Linked DNA regions of Mus musculus: region 1 is linked to region 2. A link is a contact called in ENCODE POLR2A ChIA-PET data. All regions are on one chromosome and are shown on one strand. The core of a region is the stretch at or near the end of the contact, and the rest is flanking DNA. Distances in the headings are between cores, read along the strand shown.

The links. ChIA-PET counts read pairs that join two places held with the same protein, here RNA polymerase II (POLR2A).
Region 1: POLR2A ChIA-PET joins it to region 2 with 13 read pairs in embryonic stem cell. The contact joins the promoter of Unc119 here to the promoter of Rpl23a in region 2. POLR2A ChIA-PET finds 5 or more read pairs at or near these places in 3 of 5 experiments (Patski and embryonic stem cell).

The regions. Positions count from the first base shown.
Region 1 is chr11:78,340,147-78,345,460 of GRCm38, reverse strand. It overlaps Unc119 (unc-119 lipid binding chaperone), which reads right to left and starts at 1,966. Exons shown (of 5, transcript NM_011676.3): 1 at 1,675-1,966. The coding sequence starts at 1,894. Pigs (phosphatidylinositol glycan anchor biosynthesis, class S) reads right to left here. Exons shown (of 12, transcript NM_201406.1): 11 at 4,026-4,236; 12 at 2,685-3,727. The coding sequence ends at 3,452.
Region 2 is chr11:78,180,473-78,185,791 of GRCm38, reverse strand. Rpl23a (ribosomal protein L23A) reads left to right here and starts at 2,208. Exons shown (of 5, transcript NM_207523.2): 1 at 2,208-2,273; 2 at 2,806-2,989; 3 at 4,199-4,375; 4 at 4,569-4,638; 5 at 4,795-4,857. The coding sequence starts at 2,249. The coding sequence ends at 4,809. It overlaps Snord42b (small nucleolar RNA, C/D box 42B), which reads left to right and starts at 2,679; the gene lies at 2,679-2,733. It overlaps Tlcd1 (TLC domain containing 1), which reads right to left. Exons shown (of 4, transcript NM_026708.2): 4 at 4,972-5,319. It overlaps Snord42a (small nucleolar RNA, C/D box 42A), which reads left to right and starts at 4,446; the gene lies at 4,446-4,490. It also overlaps Snord4a.

The sequences.
Region 1 (5,314 bases), core at 717-3,216, 160 kb before region 2:
CAGCAAACCTCAGCCCTGTGTGATTAGGGTCACAAGATGCAGGCAAGGTGGAGAGGCCTGGAACCCTGTTTTCAAATCCTGCACAGAAAAGGGCTCTTAAAGAGGCACTTGTCTTAACTCATCCTCCACATGCTATGCCATTTCCTCCAGACTGGGAGACACATGCTGTGACTTCACCTGGAAGCTTCCTCCATTGCAAAATAAGCCTCCAGTTATCCAGGCCAGAGGCCAGTGAACCTGCCCTCCAACGCACAGGGCCAAGCTAAGCTGTAAGGTCTCCTGTTGCAAAAGGCAGCAGCCCACGGGCTTCCACATCAGCCTGGTCAAGGCCCCTCCCTCCACTGAGGGCTGCCTGGCCAAGGAAGCAAGTGCTGGGGAAGTCTAGCCAAGAATGCCGCTGTCTAGCCCTGGAAGGAGGAGGGAGGCCCCTGGGGACCCAGATGCACAAGCTCAGGCCTGTCATCCTGGTCCCCTCCACAGCTGTCTGGGAGCCCTGGGCTCTGCTGCTCCTGAGGCTAGCGGGTTTATTTCCACACTAGCACCCGTGTCCATCCCAGAGAAGGGAAGTCTAAGCTCACAAGTGGAGCCGGAGCAGGTTGCTGGTGACCTACCCATTCCAAGGCAACCCGCCACTGTCTCTCCAAATACCTTCCATTCCTCAAGGCTCAGCCAACCTTTTGCCAGAAGACTCTCTAGTCCTTGTGCACTGTCTGTAGCGGTGCCTGCCTTGGCCCTGAACGATCACTTATCTGCCTGCAGGCAGCCACTCTGAACAGTCCTATGTAGCTTCCAACACTGTTGATAAAGGAACCCTGTTGACAGCGTGCACAGCATGCCAAACATTGTCCAAAATCAGAAGACTGGCTTTATTTTTCACAATAACCTTGAGGGAGGTAACATTGTTCTTGTTCCCATTTTACAGATGGGAAAAAAAAAAAAAAAAAAAAAAAAAAGCAAACATGCTCCTGCAAATGAAATTACATCCCCAAGGTCACACAGCCAATTTCCGGGCAAACTCTGGGACTCTAATCCAGGTAGCACAGCTCAGAAACTCAGTTTCAGTGGAGACTAGCCTTCCCTTGATGAGAGAGCCCTGGAAAAAGAACAAGTCCTGACTTGGGGGGAGGGGGGTCACGCACTTGCTTCCATCACAGGGCCCACAGCCAACAGACGGAAGCACCCGTATCAGCAATGTTCCTGGGCAGAGTATGGCCTCAGCCTTCCTCGGGGAAGCAGAGTGAGGGCTATAACGGTCGGTCAGGGAGCCTGAAGGTTTTCCTTGCCTCCACCTAGCCTGATGTGGCCACTGAAGACAGCCTGCAATGAGGCACACTCCTCTGTGCGAGCACCCTCAAAGGGTTCCGAAGACTCCACTGGGGAAAGGGTTACAGATGCAGCTGCTGCCCCACCTCCACCATGGGAAAAGGGGTGGGCCCCTTGAAAAAGAAGGAGTGGGGTGAAAAGAAGCCACTTCAAGGAGAGGAGGGGGCGCATCAAGAGACCAAGGGAAAGAGCACAGAGATTTCAGGCTTGGAGGCAAAGAGAGAGAGAGTAAGGGGATACAGAGGAGGGGCACTGCGTGGGGGAGGGGTGGGGGCTGGACTCTGAGCCTCGTGGGCCCCCTCCCGCGCTCTCCCTCCAGCCCGCGGGTGGCGCTCCCTCGCCGGTGCTCACCACCCGTGATCCGCTGCAGCCCCAGCACATCCTCCGGCCCGATGGGCTGCTTGCCCTGCAGCGGCCCCAGCCTGGGCCCCGGGCCTGGCTCCGGCTCCGACTCGGACCCGGACTCAGCTTCCGCCCCAGGCTCCCGCGTGGGCTCCGCGCTCCGGTTCGAGGCCCCTGGAACGGGCTCCGCCCCCGACCCGGTCCCGCCGCCGCCTTTCTTCACCTTCATGGCCTCGCGGGGCCGCAGATCCTCGCCCGCTGCCACCGCCGCCGCTGCTTGCGCCGGCTGGAGCCAGGGGAAGGGGGAGCGTCCGCCGCCCCACCCCCGGCCGGGCCCCAGGTGCCGTCCCGCCTTGGTCACGCCCACGGGAGGCGGGTCACACATACCCCGCCCACCGCCTGGCGTCTCCAGCGGGGGAGCCAGAATCCTGGGGGTCCTTGTGAACTTTTTGACAATGTAGATTCTTTTTGACAATGTAGTTACCGAATACCTCTCCTCTTTCTCTCCTGGGTTCCAACCTCAAGGTCTTTCCCTGATACCTTTGTCCTGACTTCAGCCCAGGTCTCAACCCACCCAGTTCTAAAGTACTTCTTCTCAATTTCCAGCTAACCAGCCCTTTTTTTTTTGTAATACATTAAGTGAAATTCTTGCTTGTTCCCTGACCCTTCCTCCTCAAAGGTCAGCTCTATGAAAGCAGAGATGCTCTATACACTGTTCCTCGTAACACCCTAGCACTACCACACAGCTCCTTGCAGCCAGTACCCACCCAGTATTTTCCTTTGTTGAATTGAGTTGCTATCCCAGGGCTGTCACTGGCTCAAGCTACTCCCCACTAGAACTCCTGCTAAAAGCTGCTTCAGGCACCCTACAATCCGCAGGCACCCTACAACATGCAGGCAGCACAGCCCAGGTGTCGAGCCGTCCCCAGGATGCTCAGGACGGGAGGCAGGAAGAACACATGGTGAGCTAGAACAGGTCAGTCTGCTTCTCACACAAGAACGAGTTATGGTCATCCATATCAACTCATATTCAACCAACGTTTAATAACAGTCTAATGTATGTTTTTAAAGAGCCCAATATACAGAACACTTTTACAGGCTTATCACATTTAATCCAGCCCCTTTCTGAGGGTGACATCATCAGTGCTTTCCCACCAATGGAAACCTGAGGCTCAGGTGAGGAGCGAGGAGCGGCTTAGCTGATGCTCTCTAGTCTGTTAAGTGCAGAAGCCGGAGTCTGATTCAGGCCTGTTGGGTTCCAAGTCAGAAATGTTTTCTCCTGTTCCACACTACCTCTCTGAAAGGGTAGAGGGGAACCTTAGCCACAAGGTAGAAGATCCTAAGCCACTGCCTCCTAGACCAGGCTGTCCCCAGTGGGTGACGCCAGTCAAGAAGCTGAGGAAGGAGGGAGGTGGTCTCAGAAGTGGAGAGGACAGGGCTACAATTCAACTCAAGTACTCCCCTAAATTCACCTCTCAGTGCGTTTGTATGCTGTGCTGACAGGCTGCAAGGACAAAGTACCCCTGTCCAGAGGTAGGCACACAAAGGCTTTCAAGTTCGAGCCAGATATGGAGATCAGGAAGGGTACCTTCTGAGGCTTGTAGGCATGGAGGAGCAAGCCAGTGGACTAGGAGGGGAAGGGAGCCCATCGTGGAGTGCCATCCGTAGAGAGCCCACGGGCGAGAGTGAAGACATGTCATCACCAGCAGACCTTGCCTTGGTCTCTTGGCCCAACACCCTCCCAGCGTGGCTAGAGAGGAGGGCTCCCTCTGACATGCTGCCCGGATCAGTCTATCTTCTCAGGCTTTTTCCAGGACTTGCGAGTTTCCTGAAAGATCTTAACCAGGGACAGGAGGATGGGCACAGCCATGGGCAGGAAGAGGGGAATGTAGATAGCAAACTTCTGGTCGTCGGGGAAATACAAGAGGTGGAGGAGGGAGGGGTCAAAAAAGGCGCGCTCGGAGGAGGTCACGGCTTCCTGGCTGGCAGCAAAGGCGGACGACAGGTGCCCAAGGGCTAAGGCCTTTGCTGCCTTCTGGACGGCAGCCACAGCCCTATATACCTAGGAGGGTGAGGGATGGGGTTAGCAGTATGTCCTAGACGTGGGGCAGGGAGAAGGGCCTGGCCTTTTAGTACCCTCTGAAGTTTCCTAGAGTCCACAGAGGTGTGTGGAAGTTAGTTTAAAAAACAAAACAAGACACAGCTGTTGTTTATTTTCTGAGGGGCAGCTTGAAACTTTCATTTGTCCCCACCTAGACTCCCACTAGGAGCTGGAATGGCTTCCAGAGGAAGCCTGAGATATTTATTTAAGGATGGCATGCCCCCACACACCCTGGCCCACCCCTTCCTGGCACATTTACCTCAGAAGCCACATCATCCTTGATGACAATGTTGCTGATCTTCCCCAGAAGCTGGGCCAGGGAGGTGAGGGTGGTGGTGGCCGTGGCCAGGTTCTCCACGGAGCGAGCCCAGAGCAATCGGTCCAGCTCCCAGGTCATGAGTCCTTCACTCTTTGGTCCTGAGAGCAGGCATTTGGGAGGCACCTGGGGCTGAGCAATTCCAAAGAGCAGCCTGTGGGGGGCACAGGAAGACCAAGGTCGCTGCAGACAGGTGTTCTCAGTTTTACTGAGTGGGGGTGGGGAGTGAGGGAGCAGAGAGATGAGCAGCAAATGACGCAGGTCCAAAACCCGCCTTGACCAAGGCTTCCCCATTTTCATGCTGGAGTTCCAAGATCTCTGAAGAAGGAGCTGTGGTTGAAGTGTTTCTGGGAGCCCCAACTTAGTTTAGTCCCCTCTCTGCATCCTTTCTTTGAGCAAATGGGCTCCGTGGAACTGGCATGATAGTTCCCCTTTGACAAGGTGTGTGTGCTTGAAGGTACTGCTAATCATCAGAATACACTCCTAGTTAGCCCAGGCACCTCCTTAGCATCTTCAACATAGTGTCAGGTGACCCCTTAACTCAGGGGTTAGCACAGAATAAATAGCTATTTTCTTGAAAGAAAGAAAGAAAGAAAGAAGAGAAGAGAAGAGAAGAGAAGAGAAGAGAAGAGAAGAGAGAAAAAAGGAAAAAAGCTGGAAGGATGGCTTAGTGGTAAGAGCACTAGTTGTTCTTCCAGAGGAATTGGGTTTCCATCATCCACTTGATGGCTCACAACCATCTGTAACTCTAGTTCCAGGGGATCCAAAGCCCTCTTCTGGTCTCTGTGGGCACCAGGCATACATGCAGGCAAACCATCCATACACATAAAGTAAAAAATAAAATAAAAAATTTAAAAATGAAAAAAACAAGACCAGGTAAGAGGGTATACGCCTTTAATCTAGCACTTGTGAGGCAGAGTCAGGCAGATCTCTTTGAGTTCAAGGCCAGCCTGGTCTACATAGCAAGTTCTAGGCCAACCAGGGTTATACAGTGAAACCCTGTCTCAAAAAGAAAACTAAGATAACAAAACAACCCCCTCACCGTAAGCACACCTGAGAGCTGGCTCCTGTTTCTCTGAGTTCTGCAGCTGCTTATCCTCCTTAGGAGAGGACCACTTAGACACTTTCCTTGGTCTCACTGGGGACCTAGGCAGAGTTACAGCGCTCTGCCAGGTGAGAGTTCATTTTGCCCTGCCACTGGTCTATACTCAAAGACTATGGCCGCACTGTCT
Region 2 (5,319 bases), core at 959-3,458:
GCAGAGGCAGACAAATTTCTGCGTTCAAGGCCAGCCTGGTCTCAAAGTGAGTTCCAGGACAGCCAGGGCTACACAGAGAAACCCTGTCTCAAAAACAACAATAACAAAACAAAAAATATTTTCCCTGGTTTTTTTTCTTTTTTGGTTTTTCAAGACAGGGTTTCTCTGTATAGCCCTGGCTGTCCTGGACCTCACTTTGTAGATCAGACTGGCCTCAAACTCAGAAATCCACCTGCCTCTGCCTCTCCAGTGCTGGGATTAAAGGCGTGGGCTACCACGCCCGGCTTGGGTTTTGTTTTTGCTTGTTTGTTTTGTTTTTGGAACAGGATCTCTCTATGTAGCTTTGGCTGTCCTGGAACTTGCTATGTAGACCAACCTGGGCTTGAACTGCTGGGAATAAAGGTGTGTATAATCCACATCTGGCTTAAAAATCCTTTTTTTTTTTTTTTTCTTTTTTTGTTTTTTTCAAGACAGGGTTTCTCTGTATAGCCCTGGCTGTCCTGGAACTCACTCTGCAGTCTAGGCTGGCCTCGAATTCAGAAATCTGCCTGCCTCTGTTAAAAATCCTTTATAATAAGTTTGTGTACGGGTATGTGCACATAAGTACAGGTGTCCACAGAGATATGACTTCTGGGAATCCAACCAGGTCCTCTGAAAGAGAACTACATGATCTTTTTTTTTTTTTTTAAAGATTTATTTATTATTTTATGTAAGTACACTGTAGCTGTCTTCAGACACACCAGAAGAGGGAGTCAGATCTTGTTACGGATTGTTGTGAGCCACCATGTGGTTGCTGAGATTTGAACTCTGGACCTTCCGAAGAGCAGTCGGGTGCTCTTACCCACTGAGCCATCTCACCAGCCCGAACTACATGATCTTAAGTGTTGACCGTCCTTCTAGTCCTTCTAATCCCTTAAACTGTATTCTTCCCAGTTGGTACTGTTATAGGCTTCTGACACTGCAAACTTCTTCCCTAAGACTAGAAATTGCTCACGAACTGAAATTTTAAGGACCTTAACACAGCTACCAGATGCTATAACCACCCACTGTTTTAGACCTAGGGGAATAAACATTTTTCTTTTAAAAACTACAACTCAAGCCGGACGTGGTGGCGCACGCCTTTAATCCCAGCACTCGGGAGGCAGAGGCAGGCGGATTTCTGAGTTCGAGGCCAGCCTGGTCTACAAAATGAGCTCCAGGACAGTCAGAGCTATAAAGGGAAACCCTGTCTCAAAAAACAAACAAAAAACAAACAAACAAACCAACAAAAAAAACCTACAACTCAGGCCACGTAGTGTTGGCACAGGCCTTTTAATCCAAGCACTCAGCAGTCAGAAGTATGTAGATCTTGGTGAGTTCAAAGCCAGCCTCCTCTACAGAGTGAGTTCCAGGACAGCCAGAACTAGAGAAAGAGAAACCCTCTCTCGAAAAGAACAACTCAAAACGAAACAAAACAGAACAGAACAAAACCAAACCAAAACCTAGGGACCCTAGGGTAAGAACACTGGCTGATCTTCTGAAGGTCATTAGTTTAAATCCCAGCAATCACATGATAGCTCACCGGTAATGAGACCTGGCACCTTCTTCTGGAACAAATGAAGACAGCTACAGTGTACTTAAGTATAATAATAAATAAAATAAATCTTTGGACCAGAGAGCAAACGGGGCCGACTGGAGTGAGCAGAGTTCCCAAAAATTCAATTCATGCTGGGCAGTGGTGGCGCACGCCTTTAACCCCAGCACTCCGCAGGCAGAGGCAGAGGCAGGCAGATTTGAGTTTGAGGTCAGCCTGGTTTACAGAGTGAGTTCCAAGACAGCCAATCTACACAGAAAAACCTTGTCTCGAAAAACAAGAAAACAAACAACAAAAAAATTAATTCCTGACAATCACATGAAGACTCAACCATCTGTACAGCTACAGTGTACTCATATACATAAAGTAAATAAATCTTTAGAAAAAAACAAAAACAAAAAGCCAAAACCTACAATTCCCCCAGAGAAACCCTGTGTCGGAAAACCAAACTAAACCAAACCAAAAAACGCCACATTTCCCAAGAAGCCCTTTCAAAGGGAAAGGTGGCGCATGCTTGGTCTCCCACTCTAGGGAATTAAATGGAACTACAATTCCCAAGAAGCCTCATATTACAGTTCATCCAATCAGTGCTATATATAAGCTATCGCGAGACTTTTATGAGCCTCCATTCTATAAGCTCATGGGAATTGGGCTGGGCCATCCTTTTCAGCCAAGATGGCGCCGAAAGCGAAGAAGGAAGGTATGTTGCGGTATGGGAATCTGTCAGGTCGGTCTTGGATACCCGCAGAGCGAACTCGCGGGGAAGAAGAATGCCCGGCTAAGCCATGGGGGGCTTGTTCTGTGGCTACTGTCGCGACTAGGCCCCGCTGCGGGGTATGAGGACCGCGTGGGCCAAGCCGCATGGGCTGGTTCCAGTGCAGGGGATTGGCAAAGCCACCGGGCCGGCAGCGGCCGCCACTGATGGCCAAGCATTTGACTTTGGGAAGCTCCTTAACATCCACAGGGTGGCGCTCCGGGTCTCCAGACCTATAAGGGATTAAAAGTAGTCCTTATTCGCCCTTTCCCCACGTTAAATGGGGTTATACGCACCCACGTGATGGTACAACGGGTTAATTATCTTTGCCTGTGGTATCGTGCATATGATGGAAAAAATCTGAAGTCTCCTGAGACCTGTGATGTCTTCAAAGGAACCACTGATGCACATGCTGGCAGGACGGCCGGAAGGGGTCACTTTACGAATGCCACACTTAATTTTAATTGTCCTCTCCCAGCTCCTGCCCCTCCCAAAGCCGAAGCCAAAGCGAAGGCCTTGAAAGCTAAGAAGGCGGTGCTGAAAGGCGTCCACAGCCACAAAAAGAAGAAGATCCGAACGTCACCCACCTTCCGGCGGCCCAAGACCCTGCGGCTCCGGAGGCAGCCAAAATATCCTCGGAAGAGTGCGCCCAGGAGAAACAAGTCAGTAGGGACCCTGGACCCAGTAGCATGTAGTAGGGCATTAGGAGTTCTTAACGTAGCTTCCCTTATAAAACACAATTGTTGAAGGAGCTGGTGCGGTGGAAGTGTGAGGTTATTTAGTCAGTGTTTGAAAGTTGACTTCAAAGAGATGTTGCTTATCTTGGTTCCAAGTGATAGGGGACTTGTTGGAACACAGGAGAGTGTTGATTAAGATGTCCAATTGGGGAGTGATGGCCTTCGAATAGTGTTATGAAACACACTTTTTTTTTTAAGATTTATTTGTTTTTTTATTTACATGAGTACACTGCAGCAGTCTTCAGATACACTCACTAGAAGGGGGCATCGGATCCCACTACAGACATTTGTGAGCCACCGTGTGGTTGCTGGGAATTGAACTCAGGACCTCTGGAAGAACAGTCAGTGTTCTCAACAGATGAGCCATCTCTCCAGCCTGAAAGACACTTAATTGATCAAATTCTGACGCTACTCAAAGGAAGTTTGAGAGAATGCTTACTGAAAAGTGTTTTGTCTATGGGGGAAGTACTCACCAGACACAATTCATTGCCTATTTGTACCTAGAATTTTTGAGTCATTACTTGGCAGTTGCATAAGTAAAAACTTGGCTTTTCAGAATCTTAAGAAAAAGTTGTTTCCTGATAGCTCAAGGCCAATTTTAGAGTTGCATTGTTTTCACCATGCTTGGTGGTTATTCTGTAATGCTGGGTGGTGGAGGCTAGAGAATCTCAAGTCCAAGGTCATCTTGGGGTTCATGTCTCAGATCAGAGGGGCGGGTGTGAGTGAGTGTGGCTCTTGGATTTCAGGCTAGCTTGTGCTGTATTGTGAGCCCCTGCCTCAACTACACTCTTGGGGTGTAGCCAACCTCTAGCAATTGAGCACAATTTTCTCTATAGTTATTTATTTGATCTGGTCTCATAATAGTAAATGTGGAACTCCAGTGGATAAATGCATAAATTAAACTTGATTCTTTAGTCAAGAGAATATACAGGATTTGACTGTAAATGGGAAGTTGAGCCCATAGTGGTTTGGGTGCATGTGATGACATTATTTAGCGACCAAAGTCTGATAAAGATGATTGTGATCTATTGTCTGATGCACCTATTCTTTCCTAGTCTGGTTCTAAAGTAAACCATGTGTTGAATGCTGGCACCAGGGCAGCTAACTCCATTTTCCTCTCCCATCTCTCCCTAGGCTTGACCACTATGCTATCATCAAATTCCCACTGACCACGGAGTCAGCCATGAAGAAAATAGAGGACAACAACACTCTTGTGTTCATTGTGGATGTCAAGGCCAATAAGCATCAGATCAAACAGGCTGTCAAGAAACTCTATGACATCGATGTGGCCAAAGTCAATACCCTGATAAGGTGAGTTGGGCCAGGCAGAGATCAGAAAGCTTGTGGGCCTTTACTTAAGCTCTGTGCAAATGATGGAAAACTCAATGTTTGGAAAAGAATGACACCAACAAAGGAACCACTGATGCTGAGGAGGGATATGGGAAGGGTGTGGGAAGGGCAGGGGTTGTGAGCATCTAACTCTGAGGCTTCCTTCTCCACACAGGCCCGACGGAGAGAAGAAGGCGTATGTTCGCTTGGCTCCTGATTATGATGCCCTAGATGTTGCCAACAAGGTAAGCATAATCATTTCTCTGTTTAGATGCTGCATCAACAGCAAATCTGACTGCACTCTCTAACAAGCCCCGCCCTCCCTGTCCTGTCCTCCCAGCACACTTAACCTTAAGGAATTCAGCTCCAGTAACTCAGCTCCGTTTTGTTTTGTTTTTCAGATTGGGATCATCTAAACTGAGTCCAGATGGCTAATTCTAAATATATACTTTTTTCACCATAAATAATGCTGCTTGTCATTTGTCGCTTTCTAGTTGGGCTGGGGACAAGGCCATGCTGCGGGGTGGGTGCTGGGATCAAACCCAGGGCTTTCTCAGCTCTGAGCAATTAAGACTTGATTTGCTTAACCCAATGGGGACACATGATGATGCAGTCCCCATGCTAGCTCAGTACCAGGGTCATTTATTATAGACAGGTGTTGGTTCTCCTGGGACACTGCTCCATCACAGGCTCAAAGGACAAGCTTTACAAGAATTCCTTCCCTGCTACAGGCTGGTGTGAAACCAATACCAGGGTTTGGAAGAGCAGAGGGGTTATTTTAGAATTGTCAGCATCCATTTCAGGGCAGTATGGGTTGGCAGGCTTTTGGACAGTGTCTTGTCCTCACCCATTTAGCCATGCCCAACCGGTTGGTCTGCTTCCCTCAACCCTTGCCCAAGAACAGGACTTCAGAGAGCTTTCATTAG